Regions from separate parts of the Homo sapiens genome. Here region 1 is linked to region 2. Evidence: chromatin loops called from intact Hi-C (ENCODE). Cell type or tissue: Caco-2. All regions are shown on one strand. Links, peaks and the distances in the headings refer to the core of each region. The heading gives the core; the rest is flanking DNA. Region 1 overlaps PUM3 (pumilio RNA binding family member 3). Region 2 overlaps LOC101930053 (a long non-coding RNA gene).

Region 1 (12,157 bases), core at 2,245-10,244, 340 kb before region 2:
TTTCTGTAAGTTAACTCTTGTTAGGAGTAAGCCAAGCCAAAACCTTTTGAATTAAACAATTTTTGGTATTCTTTCTCTTGAGGGTAAAAACTCATGACTCAGCTAGCTTTATTTAATCTCCATAGTTAAGGAGGCTATACATATTGAAAGGTATGTTTTTAATATGAAATAATTATTTTATGGCAGCTTTCACTTTGCAGTGTGACTTTTTCTGATTTGCTCCTGGTAGTAGCCCATGAGTTAGGCAGGTGTATCATTTCCTTTTAAATGTAAGGGAATTAATATGCAAAGAGTTTAATGGATTTGCCAAAGGCTACACAGCTTGAACTTAAGACCCCGGAGATTAAATTCTGCACAAAATCAACTATGCCTTAGCTGTCTCTTACCTATTTATACATGTTACTGGAATTGTTAGTACACACCATGTGATAATCTAGAACTTCCTCCCCATTTTCTCTGTAACCCAAGTTAAAGAGAAATGGAGTAGTACTCTTTCAAAGGTGTATGTTTTTGATGGTAGGGGAAAGCTGTAACGAGGGTGAGCTGGGGAAGGATTAAATGATACTACATTTTTTTTGCTGATCAATAAGGTGGGTTGAAAAAATGATACTACATTTTGAAGAAATGTTTTTTAGTTTTTTGTAAAATTGTTATTTATAAACATGCATTCTTTTAAAAGCCTTAATTAAATACGAATTTAGATTCTAAATTCCTTAATTACAAACCAAAAGGGAGTAAAGTTCAATGAATTTGGGGACTGGTCTGAGTAGTATTTAAGCACAGGTTTTATGCATATCATGAAGTCCCAGTTTCTCATTTTATAAAACCATTTCTGCCCAAGCCATATGTGTTGGATTAGTCCCTAAGCATGGAAGCTGTGGAGAAAGCTCAGTGTATTGAGGAATACATTGCCGGCTTCATGCCTCCTCCCTATACCAAGGAAAAAAATGTTAACTAAAAGTGTAGAGTAGCCATTATAGTTGTTCACTACATACTGCCCAGTTTTTTTGTTTTGTTTTGGTTTTGTTCTCAAAAAAACAAATTTTTAAAGGTGTTATATTTCAGAGTCATTTTGTTAAGGGCAGCGAAATTTTGTTTTTGTTTTTGTTTTTGTTTTTTAAACTGTAGAAATTGGCCCAGGCTATGTATTATTCTCACCTCTTTCTTTCAACAAATTAACAAAATATATAACAAAGCATTTGTCCTCTCTTATGTGTTGGTTAAAGCTTAATATAGGTACCTAAAGGTACACTAAAGGCACACTCAAGGTATGCCATATTTGGGGCACTAAACACTTCATTATCAGCAACACATAGATTGGCCTGGTGTGGTGGCTCATGCCTATAATCCCAGCAGTTTGGGAGGCTGAGGTGGGTGGATCACCTAAGGTTAGGAGTTCGAGACCAGCCTGGCCAACATGGCGAAACCCCATCTCTACTAAAAATACAAAAATAAGCTGGGTGTCATAGTGCAGCCTATAGTCCCAGCTACTCCGGAGGCTGAGGCAGGAGAATTGCTTGAACCCAGGAGGCAGAGATGGCAGCGAGCCAAGATCACGCCACTGCACTCCAGCCTGGGCAACAGAGTGAGATTCCGTCTCAAAAAAAAAAAAAAATAGTTGGAGTTCACTTTGGAGCTTGTTTTCCTTGAGAGAGTTCCCTGCCTTGTAACAAGTTCTGTATGCTTTTTGTGTGTTTTCCCGTTTGTTACTGAAATTTTAAGTTCATTTTCCCTGAGTGGTTGTAATTAGTTATTCATTTTGAGGTGGTTAGACCTATTGAATTTTCAGCTCTCTGAAAACTTTTATGTGTTACATGGGAATCTTTATACTGTGATCTTAAACTTCAGAAGTAGTTAGGAGAGCATAATGGGGATTGGACTGGTAGAAACAGGACATAGTGGTCAGAAGATTACGTTAGATGATCAGTGTGCAGCTCTCAGTAGTGCTTGACTCCTAGTAAGCACTTAACGAGTGTTAGCTACTGTTATCAGAAGCATGCTATACTTTTGTGCAAAAAATGAGGGAAGGTTGAGATTTTAAAAAGAGAAACATGGTGTTTGGAACCTGGAGCAGCATCATCAGCCATAGGATCATGATGCAGTGAGATTCACGGTCCCATCGTTGATGGCTGACTTGATTTTGAGCTTGGTTCCTCACACTAAAATTACTAATCTCATCATAATAAATAGGCCCTTTTAAGAAGAGCAGATCTGAATATATCATCTCAGAGAGAATTCCCTTCCTTAAGAGGAGGTTTTATGTTTTCTTTGAAAGAGACTAGATTTGGAGTTGGAGGACCAGGACACTGCCACTGTGAGTCCCCTGGCAGATCCTTTCCTCTTTCTGGATGCCTCATCTGTAAACCTGGCCAGTTGGACAGAACTCTTTCCGAGGCCCAGCCAGTTCTGAAGAATATGGGGTGCTCAAACATGCATTGAATATTTATAAAGTTTGTTACAAGAAATAGGAGTGTTAGAGGTGGGGAAATAAATTGATGACTCTTCTGTTGCATCTTCTCTATTAAGAATAAAGGAATTTTTAAAAATTTTCAAGTGACTTTTCTATCTTTGAAAACAGCAGATTTACACAGGAGTTTAGTTAGGGTGGGGATGACGTTGCTTTTGTCCCTTAAATTCGAACAACTAGAAAAGGAGGTTACTGTTCTTGGGTATGTTGATTGGAAATGTCATATAGTGTAATTTGTAACTGCTTAGTCGAGGCTTTCTGGATTTGGTTTCCCCTCCTCTTCTGTTTTTGTTTTTCATTGCGGTAGCTAAACAGCCTTCATTTGCCATGAATAAGCAACCTAACTTTAAAAGCCTTTATCCACTTGTTCGATTTAACAGAGTTTCTTTATCTCCTTTCACATACATCTCAGCAGGGAAATTCTAATAGAAGTGTTCTTCATTCATGCCGGTGCTACATTTAAATGCAGCTGCAAGTTAACTGCCTCTACTCAGTGACCTCAGCAAGTGATGTCCCTAGTAATAGTGGCCCAAGAAATACTGGCCATAATGAATGAAGATAACACCTTTAAATATTTTTTAAGTCCTTGGGCTTGGTCAGTTAATACAAATGAGTTGTTCAGTAATGCTAGTCACAAAAGAGAATTGATTCTGTGTTCTAAATGTAAATCTCTGTGTGCTTTAATGACACAATTTCAGAACTAGCTCCACATTTTCCATGAAGTACGCTGGGAAAAATAGTAGTTAAGTATGTATTCTTCACCATTGAAATTCTAGGCATACTTTATTTTAAGAATGTAGATATCAATTCATTTTTTTGTTGTTGTTTATAATTTTATAGGACATTGTGCTCACTTTGGCAGCACATATACTATAATTTTATAGGAAATTATCAGTTCCTTGCTTAGCATAGTAAATGGCAAATATGGAAGAAAGGTCCTGTGGTACTTTGTTTTGAGAATGCAGATATTGATTCTTTTTTTTTGTTTATAATTTTATAGGAAATTATCAGTTCATTGCCTAGCATAGTAAATGACAAATATGGAAGGAAGGTCCTATTGTACTTACTAAGCCCCAGAGATCCTGCACATACAGTACGAGAAATCATTGAAGTTCTGCAAAAAGGAGATGGAAATGCACACAGGTAAAACCAAGTAGAATGGCTTGACTTCTTTATTCCTCTGTTAATGTTGAGTAGTGCATTCTTCCAGAAGTCCACTTACCCATCCATACCCTCTCTAAAACTGCTGAAAAGGTGAATTCCATTTTCAAGCCTATATTTTTGACAGATTCTAAAGTTTTTATCTTGACAAGGAAATAAAAGTGTCGTGCCAAAAGAACACCTGAGCACCTGGCACATAGTAGGCATTCAAGTGCGTGGTTTGGCTTTTATTTTGCTTTATTTTCAAAGCTACCGATACCACATATTTGAGTACCCTAGAGTATGGTGTCCATACAGCAGTGTAAATGTGTTGTTTTCTGGGTATGTTATTTGGTTTTTGGATTTTTTTTTTTTTTTTTTTGGTATTACACAAGTCAGACTCCCTTTATTGAGCCCTTGTTCTGTGCCAGGCACTATTCAGATCGTGGGACACAAACATTTTTAAAAACAGAACACATACTCGTATCACTTATTGTCTACATGCTTAACAGAAAGATAGACAATAATAATAGAGTGCGATACAGTCTGTGATAAGCTCTTAGAGGTTTTTGTGATAATATCACCACATTTCCTTTGCGATTTATCTTACCTTAATACCCCGTTCAACATACTCAACAGTAAGAAAGATACAGAGGTCCGCAGACGGGAGCTCCTAGAATCCATTTCTCCAGCTTTGTTAAGCTACCTGCAAGAACACGCCCAAGAAGTGGTGCTAGATAAGTCTGCGTGTGTGTTGGTGTCTGACATTCTGGGATCTGCCACTGGAGACGTTCAGCCTACCATGAATGCCATCGCCAGCTTGGCAGCAACAGGACTGCATCCTGGTGGCAAGGACGGAGAGGTAATGTGCCATTAAAGCACAGGCAGGAAAGCTGCAAAGGCCACAAAAACTTCGTTTTTGGACGATGTGGGGTGTCAGTAAGAAAGCTGGGGAGGGAGATACCTGTTGAATAAACAACCAAGAACCTCTCACAGCAGCAATTACATTCATCTTTAATTTTCTCTAACCATCTGGGTCAAAGCCTGGTACTTGGGAATGTTTTACAGATGTGAATTTGCTTATGAATGAAATCATTGCCAAGTATTGAGTGCCCAAGGTGCTTCTGACACCTGCGATTGGGGAAGAGAAGTGGGCCATGGATCTTAGAGAAGCCCTGGCTCCTGACCATATTAACAAATGGGAAAGATGAATGTACCTTGAAAGTTTCTCTATAAGGAGACTGAGCCGGTTGCCTCCCATACTTGCTAAGGAGTAGCCCAAATAACTGGGAACGCTTGGTATTGCTCTTGAAGAGGAGTAAGGTTGAGCTGAAAAGATGCTTTCTTGATTCGCTCATCAGATAATCCCCTTCGGTGGTCATGTGTACTTAAACAGCATGCAGCATTGGGTTTTGATGTTTGTGCTATAGTGTTCTGTCCTGTAGGTTTATTTGTGTCTGAGAATGACATATTTCAATCCAAGACGTGATTAGCATTAAGATGAGCCTTGTGCTGCTACTGTTCAGAGCAGATTAAATGAAGCGGAGACTGAAGCGCTGTGCCGTGGCTGTGTTATCTGGCATAACTGTCTTTCAGTCTGGGGATCAGAATAGATCTGTGGTCCCCCCAAGTATGATGGTTGTCCTAGATAAAGACCTCTTAAGCCTGTGGAACTTTAAAAGTGGCTGAGTCCTTATCTGTATGTGGTGGCATAAATAGTATGTATTCATTCAAATGTATTTGTATGAATGAAAACAACTTTTAAAATTAACTGTTCTTGACCCTTCATAGCTTCACATTGCAGAACATCCTGCAGGACATCTAGTTCTGAAGTGGTTAATAGAGCAAGATAAAAAGATGAAAGAAAATGGGAGAGAAGGTAGGCTATGAAATTTGACCTTTTCTTGTATCTCATGTGGAATTCCAGTAATTCCTGGCATCCCTGAACTTTATACCAGCCATTTAAGCTCAAATGAAGTTTGCCAAGTGTCTAGAAATGGTGTCTGTGAATAAGAAATGATTCAGTGGTTGCTGGTAATGCTTTTTCCCCTAGAAATATTTGTGCCTGAGAACTCTTTTAATTTTCTTTTTTCCAAACCCCCCCCGCCAGCCCCCCCCACCGCCCCCTCACTCTCTCTGTTTTCCTTCCTGTGCTGCTGCAGGCTTCTAACCTGGCTTGGTCAATGCCTTAAAATGCCATTCTAATGAGGATGGTGAGAGGGGGTAGGGGGCCCCAATTGTTGAGTATCATTACCTCAGTAGAAAGGCATGACATTTATCTCTATGTTTGAAGAAAGAATAAGCAGAAGAAGATTATCCTCGTAAGAGAGTTTTGGACTAGTGCCTGTTTATTTGGCATTGAAATACATGTGACCAAAGAGTAAGCCAGTCTTTGGCGCTTTCTGGTTTTTTGTAAGCCTTACAGCTGCTCTGTAGAAACTCAGCTCTCTAGAGAAGGACAGCATTAGCATTTGCATGCCATTCCCCTCTCAGTCCTATCTCCAACCAGACCTTCACTTACAAAATCCAAATTCCATCTGGTATTTAAACCACTGGAGAGATTTTTTTCCCCTACTGAGTTAAAACAGTTTGGGCTTTTCATTACAATGTCTGGAAAAAAGTGACAGATCATGAATTCATGTCTTGCGGCAAGTGGCAGCTCTGATGGCTAGTGTGGCAATCAGTATAGCAGTAGAGCTGTCACTTCTCACCTTACCTTTAAGAATGGGGACCTGGGGCTATTTTTCACTAAATTTTTTTGTAAAAGAGAAGCCTTGTGATAAATATTAAAGAAAAAAATAACATATGGAATAATCTTTTTCATTATTAAAAAGTTGATGTATAGTTGAGTTTATGCCAGAAAAGTAGTCTGGCTTAATGTCCAGTGGTTTTTCTCCCTCTTAATTAAAATGTGCTGAGAACCCTAAAATCTGCCAGTTTGGGTCTGATGTGTTTGTCTTGTCGTATTCAGCACCAAATGAGTTTGTCCTCCTGCACGTCTAGCTGTTTTGATTCTCTTTTACTGGATAGTAGCCACCTTAAAACTTAGTAGTTTTCAAAACAATGACTTGATCAGGGTCTGGTGGAGCCTGCCCCTCTATGCTCAGAGTCAGAGTCATCTAGGGCTGCTCGGTTTGTGGTTGGAGTGTCCACTTTTCGCTTAGCTCACTCACATGGCTGGCAAGTGAGTACTGACTGTTGGCTGGGGACCAACAGCCTCAGTTTCCCTTTCTAGGCTGCTTGGGCTCCTTCACGAGATGGTGGTTGCTTTTTTAAGAGTGAGCATCCCAAGAGGACAAAGTAAATGCGTGGCACTTCCATGATTTATCCTTAGCAGTCATTTAATGCCACTTTCATCATACTGTCTTGGTCAAGTCAATCACAGAGGCCCACTGTGATTCAAAAGAAGACATGGATTCCCCCTATAGATGGGGGAGTGGCTGCATTCTAGAAGAGCACACAGGACAGGAGATATTATTGTGGTCAGCTTTGGAAAACAATTTGCCTCACTAGCTGAACTCTGTCCCTCTTTAGCAGGTACCATGAAAGGCTGAATAGCCATAGGCCTCTTGGCTTTTAAAGAGTCCTTACATTCAGGTATCTTTGAATGAATTATATAGTACATGCTACCTGACTATGATGTTTGCCTTCAAGATAGGTTGTCCCTACCTCCATCTGCACTAAATCTTAGCTATCAGAATTTCTCCTTTGTCCAAGCATTAATTGCAAAGTGAAAAAGATAATACCACGACCTTGGGAATCAAATACTAGAATAACGGGAGAAAAATGGTATTTTTGATTTGTGAGTATGTAAGCGTTGTAAAGAGAAATGCCAAGTTTAAGCTAGAACAGTCATTTATCAACCACTGTTGAACACGTGAACACTGTGTTATGTTCATGGCACCTTGTGAGTGAGCATTTCTCCATGAGGAAGAACTTGATTTCAACCAAGCATGAGGTGCTACTGTGAAACATTTATTTCCTGAATAGCTTTCAGGTCAAAGTTAAATCATTAAATAATACAAAGAAGTGCAGACATAACCAAGTGAGTGTTTTATTAGAATTCATAGTTTATCTTGAGTAATTACTGCTAAACATAGCTTAGGTTTTGGATCAGAGTTAAAAGAAATGGCTCTTTTAGAAATGCATTAGATAAACCTGCACTGGAATTTTTTGTGTTAAAAGGGAGATTGGGTGAAAGCTACTTTTGTTAGCTTTTTTGTTTAAAAATATTTGCAGATTTAAGGGCAGTAGAGAAGGGGGTAGGGAGTATATATCTTATTATGTGATGTTCACTAAGCTTCAGTATATTTTACAGGTTGTTTTGCAAAAACACTTGTAGAGCATGTTGGTATGAAGAACCTGAAGTCCTGGGCTAGTGTAAATCGAGGTGCCATTATTCTTTCTAGGTATGTATAACATGTGCCCTTCTCTGAGCAGGGCCTGGTCATGCAAAAGACACACTTCCTTCACGTTGATTTCTCAGTTCTAATATTTGTTCTCAGTAGTCTAATATTACTCCCAGTCACTCATGGTCTAGACAAACATACCAAATATTAGAAAGCAAATGTAACTCTTTCAGTCAGTCCTTAGGAATCTTTTTTTTTTTTTTTTTTTTTTTTGAGATGGAGTCTCACTGTCACCCAGGCTGGAGTGCAGTGTCACGATCTCAGCTCACTGCAGCCTCAACCTCCTGGGCTCAAGTTTTCCTCCCATCTCAGCCTCCTGTGTAGCTGAGACTACAGACGCATGCCACCACACCCAACTAATTTTTATTTTTTTATTTTTTGTAGAGATGGGGGTCTCCCTGTGTTGGCCAGGCTGATCTCAGACTCTTAGGCTCAAGTAGTCCTCCCATCTTGACCTCCGAAAGTGCTGGGATTACAGGCATAGCCATTGTGCTTGGCCCTTAGGATTTTTAAACTACCATCTTTTTGACAAATTATAACATTCACAAGGTATCAGGTGGCTTCACCACATTTATGGTTTTGACCAAAACATAATTTTTTTTTTTTGAGATGGAGTCTCACACTGTCGCCCAGGCTGGAGTGCAGTGGTGCGATCTCAGCTCACTGCAAGCTCTGCCTCCTGGGTTCATGCCATTCTCCTGCCTCAGCCTCCTGAGTAGCTGGAACGGCAGGTGCCCGCCACCACGCCCAGCTAATTTTTTTTATTTTTAGTAGAGACCTGGTTTCACCGTGTTAGCCAGGATGGTCTCGATCTCCTGACCTCGTGATCTGCCCACCTCGGGCTCCCAAAGTGCTGGGATTACAGGCATGAGCCACTGTGCCCAGCCTGTATTTTTTTTAATGAATAACTTACATCCCTGTGAAAACTGTGACAATGTTGACTTTTAAATCATGCCTAATTCTACATGTAATTTCCTTCATTGTTTTAAAAGATTGTAAAAGGATTGGAAGAGCATTTGCTACTGAAGTGTGTGTGCTATTTGTTGATATCTGACTTAAAATGAGAAAAAAACAGTGATGAGCTATGGCCTCTTTTGTATTATTCTCTGAACTTAGTTGAGTTTATAATCAATCCACAAATCATTGAAATTTTCCATACATTCTCTGTGCAGATGAAAACCTTCTGTTAAGAGCATTCATTTAAAAAAAGATTTGTATGTTGCTTTGAAGCAATTACTGTTGATTTTTCCCCTGCTGTGTTATTAAGGTTTGGGAAAACAGATACCAACCCTAGTTTGAATTTCTCAAGATACTTTACTTGCAACATGCTATGCAACTTAATCTATGTTGTTTGTAAATGTTATTTTAAGTGTTTCTTCAACATATACGTGATCTGGTACACATAATACTCACACAGGAGCATTCATAGCTTCAGGTATGTCAGTGTCTCCAAATATATAAGTGTTACAGATCATTTTGTTCATTTCTGCTTAAAATTAGTTAATTTTCCAGTTGATGTTAAACAGTCAGAATTCGTTAGCTGATACATGAACTTTTTCATTACAAATTTTTTTACCAGGCATTTGGAGTGTTAACACCTACTGACACATTCTTTCATTACACTCAATTAACTGGAAATTTCAGCAATGCCATGAAATTAATTTATAAAGGTTGTTCATCAATCAGAACTCCCATTAGGTGGATTTCAAACATAGGAAGGATACTATAGGTTTATTATGGAGCACTACTCAGAATTGGAACAGGAGCAGAGGAAATATTTGAAGTTCTAAATGGAAGTTGAGCTATATATAACAATAATACAAAAAAATTGTTTTTGTAAATTTTGGGTGAAAAGAAAATCAGCCTTGTATGTTGGCTGAAAAGTAACTCAGAGAAGCAGAATTCTCTAACATTTGGGAGCATTGGCACTTGACAGACTGCCTGGGTTCTAGCTTAGTGCATAGCCTTGGGAAAATTATTCAGCTTTTCTGGGCCTTAATTTTCTTGGTGGTAAAAAAAATGAGATTAATGATAACCCTATGGTCGTTATGAAAACTAGATTGGATGATGCATATAAAATGCCTAGCATTATGTCTAATATGTGGCATATGCTCAGTAAGCAATAACTTACTATTATGTGTTGTATAACTGTGTGTTTAGCCAAGATGTATGAAATAAAAACACCTAGTGAGTCACAAATTCATTACGAGGGAACTTTACTTTTTAGCATCGTAGGTGGCAAGCTGAATTGTTTCTTATCTCCCATAAGCAGTAGAATATTGCTTGGTGCTGATAATTTATCCTCCTCTTTGTTGACATATTGGAAGTTACTGGGACCAGGGACTTTGGAAAATACCAAGTACCTCATTTCTAAAATGTGTTTCAGAGGTCCGTATTTACAAAGGGTCCCGAAAAAGAAGAGAACAGGAAATTCAGGACTGGTACTCTGCGGTCAGAGCTGTAGGTCCTATCCACAGAGAAATGGGCCTGCTGTTACCAGCCTCTATGGCTCCTTTCACTTCTGATAGAGTACTCGGGCAGGGTTTCAGAACGCAGAGGCCGGGCTTATTTTGTAGAATGGCTAACATTTATTAAGTGCTTACTAAGTGTCAGGCTCTGGCTGGGTGCTTTAGATACAAGGCCATTTGAGCCTCAGAAAACCACTCTGTGAGGTGGAAGGTGGACTCTGTTGTGAATCCCATTCTACAATTCGGGAAACTGAGTCTTAAGAGAGTTTACATAGCATGCTCTTGGTTGTACAGTTACTGAGTGGTAGAGGCAGGTTTCCCACCCAAGCAGTGAAGCTCCACAGTGAAGCCCTTCGCCCTTTCACTCAATGTTAGTGCTGTGGAGTTCAGTGAGAAGACCTGCTAACTCTGACCTCTCTGTGCCTCTGTTCACACCTTTTCATTCAGCCACGTGGTGGGCATATTTTGGCTGTCTGCTCTGTAAATGTAGCATCATGAAATAAATAAAATACGGTCCCTGCTCTTGAGCTTATAGTCCTGAGATGGGGAAGGGAAGATAGAATACATGTAGAATCATTTTAAGACAGGATGTAAGTAAGTCCTAAGATAATGTGAAGGTAGAACCAACTCTGTATGGAATGATGTTGGTCCTACAAATGTCTTTGCTTGGGTGACTCCACCAGCAAGATTCTAAAACGTTTTTTTCCGTGGTGTTATAATATGGGCTACTGGTCTCATCATTCATCCTTTGAATGAAAAATAATGTGTATATAGTTACAAGGCTTGTGTCACAGTTAACAAAGTCTTTTTTACTGTTGGTACAGGTAGTATTGGAGATGATCTAGGAATGCTTATGAAATTTAATTTTTTTCCTCTCTTCAGCCTCCTCCAGAGTTGTGACCTGGAAGTTGCAAACAAAGTCAAAGCTGCACTGAAAAGCTTGATTCCTACATTGGAAAAAACCAAAAGCACCAGCAAAGGAATAGAAATTCTACTTGAAAAACTGAGCACATAGGTGGAAAGAGTTAAGAGCAAGATGGAATGATTTTTTCTGTTCTCTGTTCTGTTTCCCAATGCAGAAAAGAAGGGGTAGGGTCCACCATACTGGTAATTGGGGTACTCTGTATATGTGTTTCTTCTTTGTATACGAATCTATTTATATAAATTGTTTTTTTAAATGGTCTTTTTTAAAAATCTCAGCTGTCTCCTCTGTTACACTGAGTAGTAAGCATATCAGTGTGAGGCAATTAATGTGGAAGGTTTACCAATCATATATGGTGGGACCAACCAGATATATAAAGTGTAGTTGAATGAGTTGATTCAGGGGAGAAGACATCTTCAGTGAGCATAGTCTGAGAAGGCTTCCTGGAGAAGGTGGGACTTGAGAGGACTTTCATCCTGTCAAAGGAAGGCAGGATGTGGAAAAGAAGAGCCAGGGGGAGTCGTGGGCACAGTAAAGTGGAATTTAATGAGTACCGGGGCAGTGGGGGGTTCACAGCTGCCTACCTAGCTGTTTTATGGATTAGGTTCCATGCTAGATTTTGTTTGAAAGCCACTCAGGTAAGTTAAGCTCATAGGAGGAAATGTGCTAAATGAATTAGGGGATCACTGTGGATTGCGGTGTTAAAGTCAGGGTCACTGGGAAGTTCTCCTTGTCTCTGATTTTGGGCCTT
Region 2 (12,157 bases), core at 2,731-10,730:
ATCTGGAGTGGCTTTTTGAAGAAATGTGTTAAGATAGATTCTGAGGCTGCATCTGGCTCTGGGGTTGATTGGGGCTTAGCTGTGGGCATAAGAGTGGGCACCAGAGTATCAGTGCCATACATTTTGTATCCCTCCGCTACACCGTGTAAGTTTCGTATATGTATTCTTGATCTTAGTGTTTTCTTTCACACCTTCTTTTAAATTGGTAATCAAAATGTTTTTCTCCTGCTCTTGATTCTCATTGTGATATCTTGGATTGTATATTGAGATCCTTGAGGGATTCATGAAATGCTGATCCTTTCACAAGGGTGTTTTGCTATTGGCTGTTATTTCAGTCTTGTTGATAAGTGCTGTGGCAGGACTCGGCTAGAAACTAGTGAAGTGGCAAAAAACAGATGAAATACAACGCAGTGTTCACTTCTGAGTTTCTGAATCAGTGATCAAGTCAAAGGGATGAGTGATTAACTGTTAATTTGATTTGCTGCATGTAGGGATTTTCATTTGAAAGCTGATGGGGCACAGACATATTTTTTCTCCAGAAGAAAAAGAGCTAAAGTAGAAATTAACCCCTACTTCAGCTTTTACCAAGAAAGCTCACACTGATTATCCAAGCACCCACATTATTATATATGTATATATGTATTGATTAGTTTGGTAATTTTTCAATTTGCTAGTTTCAGAAACAAATCTGAACACCTTAAACTCTTCAAGGAACTTTAAAAATGCATTTTACCTCCTCAAAACATGTAATTTATGTGAAACTTCCTTTTGTTGTTCCCACTATTTTTTAGTTATGTCTAGAAATATCATCTGGACAAAATATGTAGGCACTTTATAAATATCATTTGACAATTTTCTGTTTAATTAGCATGTTTTTTCAATTCTAAGGCTCTCTTAGTGCTGCATGTTAGCATTCTGAAATCAGGATTTGTGCACTGTAATTTCAGTGAACATTTCATTGAATGTTTCCTGTCTGTTTCATCTCTCGCTTCCCTACCTCCACCTCCCATCCCCACCCCCAGTACCAAAAGGCTGTTATTGAATCGATGTTGCTTCTTGGCCATTTTAGAATTGAGGGTCTGTGGGAAATGCATGCTTAGAGGATGGATAGCTCTCATTGACTTGGCAAAAATGAAGGAGTGAGAATATTGTCTGGATAAATAAGGCAGAAAAAGAATTCCTTTGATTTCCAAACCAGTATCTCCCCCATCCTCTTTATTTTGAATGTGGCTCTGTGTATGTCTGACAAGTGTGAGTTTGAGACGACTTTTCTGCAATGTCTAAAGGAGCATAAAAAACCATATCAGGTGCCTTAAAATTATCTCTAATATTTTAAAGTTATTTTAGTAAGCTGATGAGGTCGATTAGTTATTGGTGCTAGAGGGAAAAATTTTCCTTTTACCGCGAGATTAGGTTAAAAACCTTAGAATCTTAAAATGTTAAATTAAGGGAGAGTTTTAAATGTTGTCCAGCCCAGGCAAAGTTTGGATAAGGAGTCTTGTCCTCTAGGAACCTTCTTCTAGCTTTGGGTCCAGAGTTCTGTTTGGTAATTCTTCAACCCGATGATTATGAGAAGTTCTTAGACTCCCTACCCGTTACTTTTGAGCTTAAAATACAAGCATTTAATCCAACTTAAATTTTCTGGTTGCTGTAAATGGATTAAGTTGCTTACCCCTCAGCAAAATGTAGGAGAGATTTAGGGGTCAGACAGACTATAGTTGAAACCTCAGCTGTGTCACCTCTTAGCTTTGTGACTGGTCACGTTACTTAATGTCTCTGAGCCTTAGTCACTTATTCAAGTCATTCAAAAAATGATTGGTGCAAATTAAATGTGCCAGCATAAGCCTAGATGCTGAGTATACATTGCTAAACAACACAGACACAGTTCCTGCTCTTAAAGAGCTCTGCTCATGAAAATTCATGAGAATGAGTTGCCAATTACAAAACAGAGGATAAGTTCTGTGATAAAGATAACCTCAGCTTGGAGATGGAGGCACATGGTGCAGGCAGGCCTTTTGGAGAGATTACATCAAAGCTGAGATATGAAGGATGTTAGTAGTAAGGCAGTTAGGAGGAATTAGGAGTGCCTTAACTTCCTCCACTGTAAAATGGGGGCACACCTTCCTTATTGGGTAATAGTCAGAGACAATAAATATAATGCATCAGGAATGTGCCTGACTATTCAGTGTAGGGCCAGAAAACATGTATTGAATATATACTACTATAGGCAATGGGGTTGAAAAATGACTAGGATGCTGACCCCATGCTCGTGGGTCTTGGAGGCCAGAAGTGTAGCTCTGGTTCCCTGTATTGCCTCTGTTGCTCTTGCACACTGTTTGGACTTCCTTTTCACATGTCTGAACCGGGAGGCCACCAGCTTAGTGAGGCCAGGAATGCTTCTCTCTTGCTTACTGATATACCCTTGATGCTCCCAGGTTCCAGGTCCCTGTGGATCTTATCTCCTGCAGCAGATGTGGTGGGTGTCCTGCCACCTCCATTTTCTTTTCCAGATCACACCTGCCCAACTTTCAACTGCCAGTGCCTACATTTATTTGTCTGAAAGTTTCCTCTGAATGTTGAGGCCCATTCAGCTCATGCAAGAGGAAGAGAGGCTGGGAATGTGAGGGAATGAACCCTGCCTCCCAGATGTTTTCAACAGTGTCAGATAACAGGTGATGGATAAGTACACCAGCTCCCTGGCCCTTGGGTGGGACCGCTCCAAGGTGTGTGTTCTACACCGACTCCCAGAATCTCCCCAGTGGTATTTAATTCTAGTCACCCATAGTGGAAACCTGATGAATAATTTACTGTCCATTGACTGTTTTCTCTTTTGTCTCACTTCCCCCACTTCCTTACCAGTGATTCCTGGGATCTCCCCTCCTCCATTTATACTTCAATCCTTGTCTCAGGGTCTGTTGAAAATAAAATGTCCCCTAAGCATCTAAATCCCTGTGCTATTTTTAGGGAATGTCACTGCCTATGAAGAGCCCATCTCCCATGATAGGAACTGAAAATGTCAGATACACTTGCATCTCCAGCTGTCCTTGCAGCCAGGATTAGGCACATGACCCGTACTTTGCCAATCAGGCATACCCACCTCAGTCTCTAAACTGGAAGCTAATGTCGTGAAGAGGTAGGAAAGCCCAGAATTGATTCTGTTGACAGATGGTGGAAGATACAACAATCTGAATGGTAGCTTCCAGAATCCAGTGTTGGTGACATGTGGTGCAACCGAAGACGTGGAGCATGGCAGTAATGGTGGCTTTGCCGGAACAGTTCTACTTTGAGATTTTTGAGCACTGCTCCTTCCTTTGTGGTCTCCCAGCCTGCTTCTTTGATCCTCTTAGAGATTCTTTGAGCTCTCCAATATCTTTATATTTCTTTCCTGCCAAAATGCTAAAGTTTGTTTCTATAGTTTGTAACTAAGAATGCTGTTTGTTTGTGCCCATCAGGATCCAGCCAGGAAAATAGCCTCCTAGGTCTTTCATACAGATTGGATTTAATACAGATACTTGGTTAAAAGGATGGTGGAGAAGCTGGAAAGCCCTACAAGAAGCAGGGAGTAGCCTAGCGATTAGTACCAGCTAGAAGCTGCTATCACCCTTAGGGTTGAGGGACACTGAAGGAAGAGCTTGTTGTTTAACAGGAGATAGACCCACAGTAGGAGCTGAAATAGGCCTGTAAGTAAAAGGCAGTTGACATGTACATGTAATAGAAGCTCAAATACTTTTTGGCTAAATGAAGAAAGAGAATAATCAGGGAGAAGTCTGGGACCAGAACTGTATGTTATACCAATTCTAAAAGGTTAGGGGAATAGGAAAATTCCGTCTAAAAAGAAGCAATCAGAGAAGGAAAACAGGCAAAGGTAGTGTGTCCTGGAAACCGTGGCTCTGAAATAATCAAATCTGCCAGACTCTTAACTGAATTTCTACCAAATAGACCTCTGAATTCTTCACTGAGTCCAAATAGAAGACTCGGAGTGCTTATCCATAAGCTGTGGGCATCATAGCTTCTAATCCAGGCTATTCCCTGGGTAACTTGTGTTATTAAGTGAGGATAACAGTGCTTGCCAATTTTACTTGGGCAAGATGAGAAGCAATGAATAAGGAAGATTTTAGAATATTTGGCAAAAGAGAAATATGTCACAGCAGGAATCTTAACTGATAAACTAGAGATAAGCACATTTATTCTCACAGTTTTAATTTATGGACTATCCTATATGGCTTACATGAATAAAAGGAATGTATTACCTCTGTTAGTGACAGCGCTGCCTTACTGCATAAGAGAAAGCAAAGGTCTGTGTTTGACATTTATGAGAAGAAACATGGTCAAAAGGAAAGAGCATAGTTCTTTTTCTTTCTTTCTTCACTTATTTATACCTCCTTTAGTAATAATTATTAATTTTTAGTATGTATATATATGTATGCTAAAATCGTATACATTCATGACGTATAACATGATGTTTTGAAATATGTGTAAACTGTGGAATGGGTAAATTAAGCTAATTAACATATGCATTGTCTCACCTACCTTTTTGTATGTGGTAATAACATTTAGCATCTACTCTCAGCCATTTTCAAGTATACAATAAATTGTTAATAGCAATAGTCACCATGTTATTCAATAGATTTCTTGAGCGTATTCCTCCTGTCTAACTAAAATTTTATAACCTTTGATCAATATCTCCTCACTCACCCTTCCCTCAGCCCCCAGTGCCTACCATTCTACTCTTTGCTCTTAGGGGTTTCAATTTTTTAGATTCCACACATAGGTGAGATGGTGCCTTGTCTTTCTGTGCCTGGTTTATTTCACTTAATATAATGTCCTCGAGTTTTGTGCATGTTGTTACAAATGACAAAATTTCCTTTTATCTTAAGGCTGAATAGTATTATGTTGTGTATATAGAACATGTTTTCTTTATCAGTTCATCCACTGATGGACACTTAGGTTGGTTCCATTTCTTGGCTACTATGAATAAAGCTGCAATGAACACTGGGATGCAGATATGGGGAAAAGGTATAGATTTAATATTCAAACAGACCTCATTTTTAATCTCAGCTCTGCTTCACATTAGCCTTGTGATTTTAAACATGTTTTACAGTGAGTTTCAGTTTCTTTATGTTTAAAATGGGTATCATAATAATAATTCCTGGCTTAGAATTATGAGAATTTTTATGATTATGTGGACAAAGTTTCTCCCACGATGCCCACACAGGATGGGAATTTCATAAGTATTTGTTCCCTTCCTCAATCTCTCCCCTTCCCCTGCCCCTGCTTTTTTTAAAAAAACAGAAACAAAAACAAAAAAACATTGCTCTAACCTAGGGGAAAAAGTGAGAAAGTAAACTGAAATACTTTTTTAGGACAGAAAAGCTGGCATGGCATGAATTGGTTTTATAGAGAAACACTTAAAGGATTTAACCCCCCCAAAACTCCATGCTCCTGCTCATTACTGAAAGCACCAAAATCCCTGGGAATTATAAATCCAAAGCCATTTGGCTCAGAATTTTACATGTTAAAAAAAAATTCATTTGCATTTATTTTGCTTCTTACAAAATCGTCACTTCCCATAGCTGTCATAAAATATCTACTTGCTTATATTTTGTGTGAGATTTCATGCTTAGGTGGTGTCTTGGTGTTTCTGTGACCCAAGCAAGGAGTTCCTGTGACTGTGTCACACTGCTTCTTCTTGACACAGCTGGAAATATGATCGCCTCAAGGCCTATCACAAAGGACTGGCCCTTTGCTACGGGTCAGCAATAGCAAGGAGTGTTGCCAAGACACAACACAAAATAAGACCTTTAGGTCTCCCTCTGGGTTTCTGGAACAGCTGTCTCTAGCTCAGCTGTTGAAGTTTCAGCTCCTTCATTGAAATCCAAACACATCTGTACCCCAGACAGGAAAATGCCTAATGAGTTGTTTTCCTCCATGCTGGCTCGTCTTGTGGTTTTTGTGCAGCCTTTAAAGACAGTGTGAGTGCTGAGGACCTCAACAGGTCCTGCCCAAGGATGGAGGCGCCACCCGGTGATGGGTCACTAATGTAGAAAAGTGTCATGACACCCGGATGTTCACAACCCTCAGGCTGTTCACAGCTTGCCATGGCTTTGAAACATCATGTGCAGCTCAGACAAATTCAGGCCTCACTTAAGTGTTATCCTTATGCGGGCAACCTGCATGCCTTCTCTTTCATCTTTTTAATGATTATTTGGCAGAATCCTTTTTTATTCATTTAATTTCAGAGCACAACAGGGATATTTATCCCTTTATTTATATGTCAGTTACCTGTAATTAAATGTCAGTTTTTAGTACTGTGACTTGCTGTTTTAGGAAATACTATTTCAAACCAAAATGTACTCTTTCTTTTTTTTTTTTTTTTTTAATGGGTGATTGTAGTGTCAAGCCAAACTTAACTCATGTTCTAGGTAGAAGAGGTAAAAACAAAAAGTTTTCCCTCCTTCACTATTAGATTATCTCTGCAGGTTCCTTTTCCAGACAGGAAAAACCCTTTCAGGGTAATGGAGACCCATGTTATGGGTTCGTGGAATAGAAGGTTCTTCCCTTCCTGGGAATGCTTCCTAGCAGTGCAGACTCCACGGTGGGCACTTCCACCATGACCTACAATCTTGAGGCTTCTCTTAGAACTTCGTGCTTCAGAATCACTGCAGCAGCGCCGGTTCTCCTGTACTCCTTCCTTCCTTGCCTCCTTCTTTCTTTATTTATGCTAACCAAATGCCATAGTTAACCAAGTCCTGTTCCTTGAGGATTAATTCAGATGTGTTTAGCCATTTATTTTAATATCTAATTCCATATTCTAAATAGAATACTACCTCTACGCACTTCTATTATGGTAAATAACGATTTCTCCCTTAAGTCCCGTTTTCCTCCCTTTATCCTTCCAGTTTATTACATCACAATTTTCAGGATTTGCATTATTCCAACAATGGAAATATTTTCTGCTGAGCCAAGGAGCATACTATCATTACAATTCCTTTCTTGTTCAATTATCCTTTTTCCTAGAGCTGATAGTTTACTCATTTAAAAAAATGACTTAGTTTTCTCTGTACGTGTTACTGTCTTTGCTTCCCCTAACATCCAGCAATATTCAAGACACTGTTTTCATCACAGTATCAGTGTCGCATTTAATTTTTTTATGATAACTCTATAAGGTAGGTAACTATAATCTGTATTTCACAGATGGGAAGCATGAAGCACAGAGAAATTAATTGGCTCACATAAGATGGTAAGTGGCAGAGCCAGGACTCGAACCCAGGCAGTCTGACTCCTGCACTCATGTTCCCAAGCACAAGACATACAGTATCTCAATGTATAACTACCTATATTAGCAGCTGTACCACCTAATCCAATTAGTTGAATTTTTTTTTTAATGGAGCTCTTCCTCCATATGTCTCTGGACTCTTGTATCTGTGTTGCTTGTTTTCTAAACCTGTGTACGGTTATCATATTAAGACTTATTTTCATTATTGTCCAGGGAATTTCTTTCATCTTCCTCCTGTGTTGATTCCTTATTTTCTGGATATTGTTTTGTCTTTCTTGCATTAGGTGAAGCTCATCCTTTAGAAGACTTCTTGAGAAAATGTGCATGGGTCAAGATTTCTTAAATCTTAAATGTCAGAAAACATTTGTATTTTTCCTTGCTAGTACTGAGTATTGACTGCCGTTTTATTCTTGATCATGTGTATGTGACCTACTGTTTCCTTTCTTGAAAATTTTACTGTCTTCCTGGTGTACTGAAGTTTTATGACAGAGCTGGGTCTTTTTGCATTTATTGTGCTAGTTGCTGAATAGGACTTTTCAATCTGGGGACTCACGTTCTTCAGGTCCAAAAAATTTTCCCATAATCTTTCTCTTGACATATTTTTTTCTAGATCCTATTGGTAGGATGTTGGGCCTGCTGCACTGGACTTTTAGTTTCTTCTGATTTGCCTTCTACTTTTTCTTAATGTTTTGAGATATTTCCTTACCTTTATTTTCCAAATCTTACACACACATGCACACATAATTTTAGTTATCATATTTAAATTTCTAAGAACGTTTTATTTTTTAAACAATAAGCTTCATTTATTTCTCTTTTTTTCTTACTAGCATCCTAACTTTAAGGATAAATAGCTTATCTTATACCTCTGAGATCATTAAACATAGTTTGATTAAAGTTTTCTTCTTTAGTATATTGTCTCTGTTTCTTTTGAGTTTCCTTTCTTCCTTTCTTCTGATTTGATGTCTCTGTCTTTTCTGCTGGAGGCTTTCTTGAAATGTCAGATAATTCTTGGCTATCTGTTCATATTTTAAAAGTTAGATATTAAAAAATGCCAATAGGAAGTCCTATGCAGTAGGACTTGGCTTGTTGCCTATAGGGCACACTGTGGAATAATTGGTGGAATTGGCTTCTTAATTTTGCAATCCCTATAGATCAGTACCTATAGGTCTTCATTACTAGAAACAAGCTATAGAAAGTAAAAACAAAAAAATTAAACTGCCATGGACAACCTAGTGTTTTTGTGTAAGTCTGTCTGTGGGGTAAAAGTGGATAGCTTTTGGGTGTGTACACCTCCACATTGCCTTCCATGATAAATAATAACTTTCACGTGGAGTTTACAAACCACCAGAATCACTAAGAGGACCTGTTATTTCTATGTGCCTTCATTTTTTGCTCTGTTTTTCTTCGTTGTTGTTGTTGTTGTTTTCTTATCGGACTGCTCTGCTGTTTGACAAAGAATTTTACCACATGCCAAACACAACGTTTTGGGAAAGGTCCTTATATTCCTATGTGGAATATCTCTGCGCCTGGGCATGGGGTGAGCAGGCATTTGGTGACCTCTCTGCTTATGTTGCCTGGTACCCTGAGGCGCTGGCAGAATTACTGTGAGGCCATTCACCTTGTCTCAGCCTGAAATCTACTCTGACAGGTTTATTGGCTCTTAAACATGTATCGAAGCAGAACGTCTAAACTAATATAAGGTTTCACTCATTTGCACTCTCCAGGGAGAGAAAGAGAGATGAAAACTGTGAGGGGTGAAACTCCACAGAAATGTAACTCCACCCCAACCCCATCCTTGCATATTTACCAAGAAATGGAATTTATCATTTCTTTCCTATTTTAGGTCTTTTTTCTGTCAGAGATTTTCTCAGTCCATTGGTATGTGAAAAGTACATTGAGGAAAGGTAATAAGATCATTCAATCAATAACTGCTTTATTCCTTCATAACATATTTGTTTAATAAGGGAAAATATTGAATAAGATATATAAGAAAATTGCAATCTTCTCTAGCTTTTCTAGGAAGTGGGATGGAGAAAATGGTTTGAATTTAAATAAAAGTGAATTTAGAGCAATAAGGAAAACCATGTAATGAAGATCAATACTAACATTATCTATTTTTTATTGATGAGAAAAATATAGCTTGGAGAGGTTGAATGACTAGGCACAGCTTACTCAGATGGTAAGTGGTGAAGTCACAGCTCAGTCTCAGGTTTCAGTTCCAAAGGTCATGTATTTCTATTGCACCAGTCAGTAGTCTACAAACCTGACTGACATAGCTTTCTAGCTCCACCTCCTTAGCATACTGAAATTCTTCTATGTGCTGAGGCACACAGAACTGCTGGATAAAACAAAACTATTTTGCATACGTAGCTGAAACAGAGACAGACAGGTAAACAGAAAGAAAAGAAAAAAAAAAGAGGAAATGTCCATGTGCCACAGAGAAGGAAGAATCTTATAGTCAATGTGGTAAATGCATGAGCTGATACCAGAACAGTACAGAGGATATTAGACATGGCTATAGGATCTAACAGCTATGGGTTAGGCTTTAACACACATACACAATAAAGGACTTAACCTTGGGCCTGTGAAAGGTGAGGACTTAGAACTGAAGACCTGCTTCCCTCATACAAGGGGACTACAAAACACATTGTTCGTGTACTAGAAAGCAACTGGTAAAATTCTCACTGATTAGATATCTGGATGAGAAAAAGTTCCCCACAATAAATGGAAATTTAAAAACCTGTGCTGGCTGGGCATGGTGGCTCATGCCTGTAATCCCAGAGCTTTGAGAGGCCAGGATGGGGGAATCACTTGAGGCCAGGAATTCCAGACCAGCCTGGGCAGCATAGCAAGACCCAATCTTTACAAAATCTCAGAGCTCTGAAATGCCAAAGTGGGAGTATAGCTTGAGGCAAGGAATTCAAGACCAGCCTGGGCAACACAACAAGACCCCGTCCTTACAAAATATAAAAATAAAAAAATTAACTGGTCTTGGTGGTGCACCTATAGTCTCAGCTACTTGGAAGGCTGAGGCAGGAGGATTGCTTGAGCCCAGGAGTTCAAGGCTGTAGACTTCTATGACTGAGCCACTGCACTCCAGCCTGGTGTTAGAGCAAGACTCTGTCTCTGAAAACAAATCTGTGCTGTGCATGGGTATTGAATCCAAATTTTACACTATTTGCATAGTACAGGAATCTCAAATGAATATATTAATGTAGATGTCATAATTACTTCAAGCAAGTAAAACTACTGGAGTTTCCAGAAGAATCAAATGTAAAACTTGTCTAAAATGATACTACCACATCTTAAAGTACACAGGGGTGCCACAGGGAAAAAATACTCTAGCTGAAAATAAGTTTACAATGAAAAAGAACAAACCAAAAAAAAAAAAAAAAAAAAAGATCCAAATAAGGGAGAGTCAGCAGACACATGTGAGAGAAATAGCACCCCCAAGAACCTGAGATAATGTAACAACCTAAAACTGTCTAGAAATTAAATATATTTACACTCATTAAAGAGATAAAGAGAGGAATAAAAACTCTCATGAAAAAAATAGGACTAAAAAAGAAAGGAACATCTGAAAAACAACCAAATATAACAATTCAAAATGAAAAATCATGAATAAAGTTAAACATAGTGGCCAACTTTAAAAGCAGATCAGGCATGGTTGAAGAGAGAGTTGGTGATATGAAAGTTGTATCTGAGGAAATTACCCAAACTGCTGCAGAGAAAGATAAAGAGGGCTACAATCCGAAAGGGAAATCAAGAGATATGGAAGATTAAATTAAAAGTTACAACTTAGGTCTAATGGAAATTGCAAAAGCAGAAAATGGTGAAGGGGCAATATTTTCAGCGAAAATGGCTGGGAATTTTCCAGAACTTATAAAAGGCAGAAGCAGATTGAATTTTCCAGAAATTATAAAAAGCAGAAGCAGATTCTCAGATTGAAGAAGCACACTGAGTCCTGTGCATAATATATAAATCTACAGCTAGATGCATCATATGAAGAGCAGAACAGTGAAGATAAGGGAATTCTAGTTGAAGAGCAAGTGGAGAGAAAAGACAGACAATATATGAAGGGACAATTATTAGAATAACAGGGGACATCAGCCCAATAGCGACCAGAAGACAAGTCTGACCAAACATCAGAAACACCTGAAAAGCACATTAAAATACAATGTAAAAACTCTTTTATTCCTTACCACCATGTACATAAGCACACATATATGTGCGTATACTCACACACTGATCTCAAGGCTTTAATTAAATTTACTTCCCAGCCTCTCCCATTAAAAAAATGAAGGGATAATTTCTAAAGCATTTTTTTCCCAATAATTTCTAGAGTAACCATGCTACATAGTGCCAGAAGTTGATCCCAAAAGAACAAGGAAAAGGAGTTAGTACAAACATCTTTGACCTCACAGTTCCATTTCTGCTTCCGTCTTCACTAACATATGCATGATTAGGATTGAAAGACATGTTGTTCTGGCTAGTAACTCCAGAATCCTGTGTGTTTGTATGATGAGATGAATGAATGACCCCATGCTTGTGGAACCTTTGGCAAGATATGCTTCCTATCTTACTTGATATTTCATATCAAATACAAAAGAACACCTTGTCCTGCTAGTACCAGAATTTAGTCTACTTTGCCTTTATAGACATCTGTTCTCAGACTAATGGTTGTTTATATAATTGCTATAATAAAGGATAATTCTGCATTAAAGTAATACTGGGTACAATTAGTATATTCATAATAGCCATACTTTTTGAACTAGTAGCAATATTTCCAGGAATCTATCTTAAATACCCCAAACATACACATACAAAAACCCTTTGTATTCAAAGATGTTCACTCCAGAATTATATATGACGAGCAAAACT

What was found. A loop is a pair of places that touch in the nucleus more often than their neighbours do. Peaks named below come from ENCODE experiments on the same cell type or tissue, not always from the same donor. Only the 100,000 strongest peaks of a DNase experiment are listed, where the experiment ranks them.
Region 1: it touches region 2 in a loop (3-fold over the local background); 2 of 110 quality-filtered maps call a loop at or near these places.

Annotation. Positions count from the first base shown.
Region 1 is chr9:2,803,673-2,815,829 of GRCh38, reverse strand. PUM3 (pumilio RNA binding family member 3) reads left to right here. Exons shown (of 18, transcript NM_014878.5): 14 at 3,468-3,610; 15 at 4,247-4,469; 16 at 5,399-5,486; 17 at 7,926-8,016; 18 at 11,367-11,678. The coding sequence ends at 11,499. Among named protein-coding and RNA genes, the nearest start is that of PUM3, 34 kb to the left of the region's middle. RefSeq lists enhancers at 3,842-4,715, 6,467-7,342. In Caco-2, for the core only: no CTCF peak of the experiment used is centred there; a DNase peak (open chromatin) is centred at 5,829.
Region 2 is chr9:2,463,651-2,475,807 of GRCh38, reverse strand. All of the region lies in intron 2 of LOC101930053 (a long non-coding RNA gene), which reads left to right. Among named protein-coding and RNA genes, the nearest start is that of VLDLR, 150 kb to the left of the region's middle. In Caco-2, for the core only: a CTCF peak has its summit at 6,044 (motif pointing left); DNase peaks (open chromatin) are centred at 6,027 and 9,497.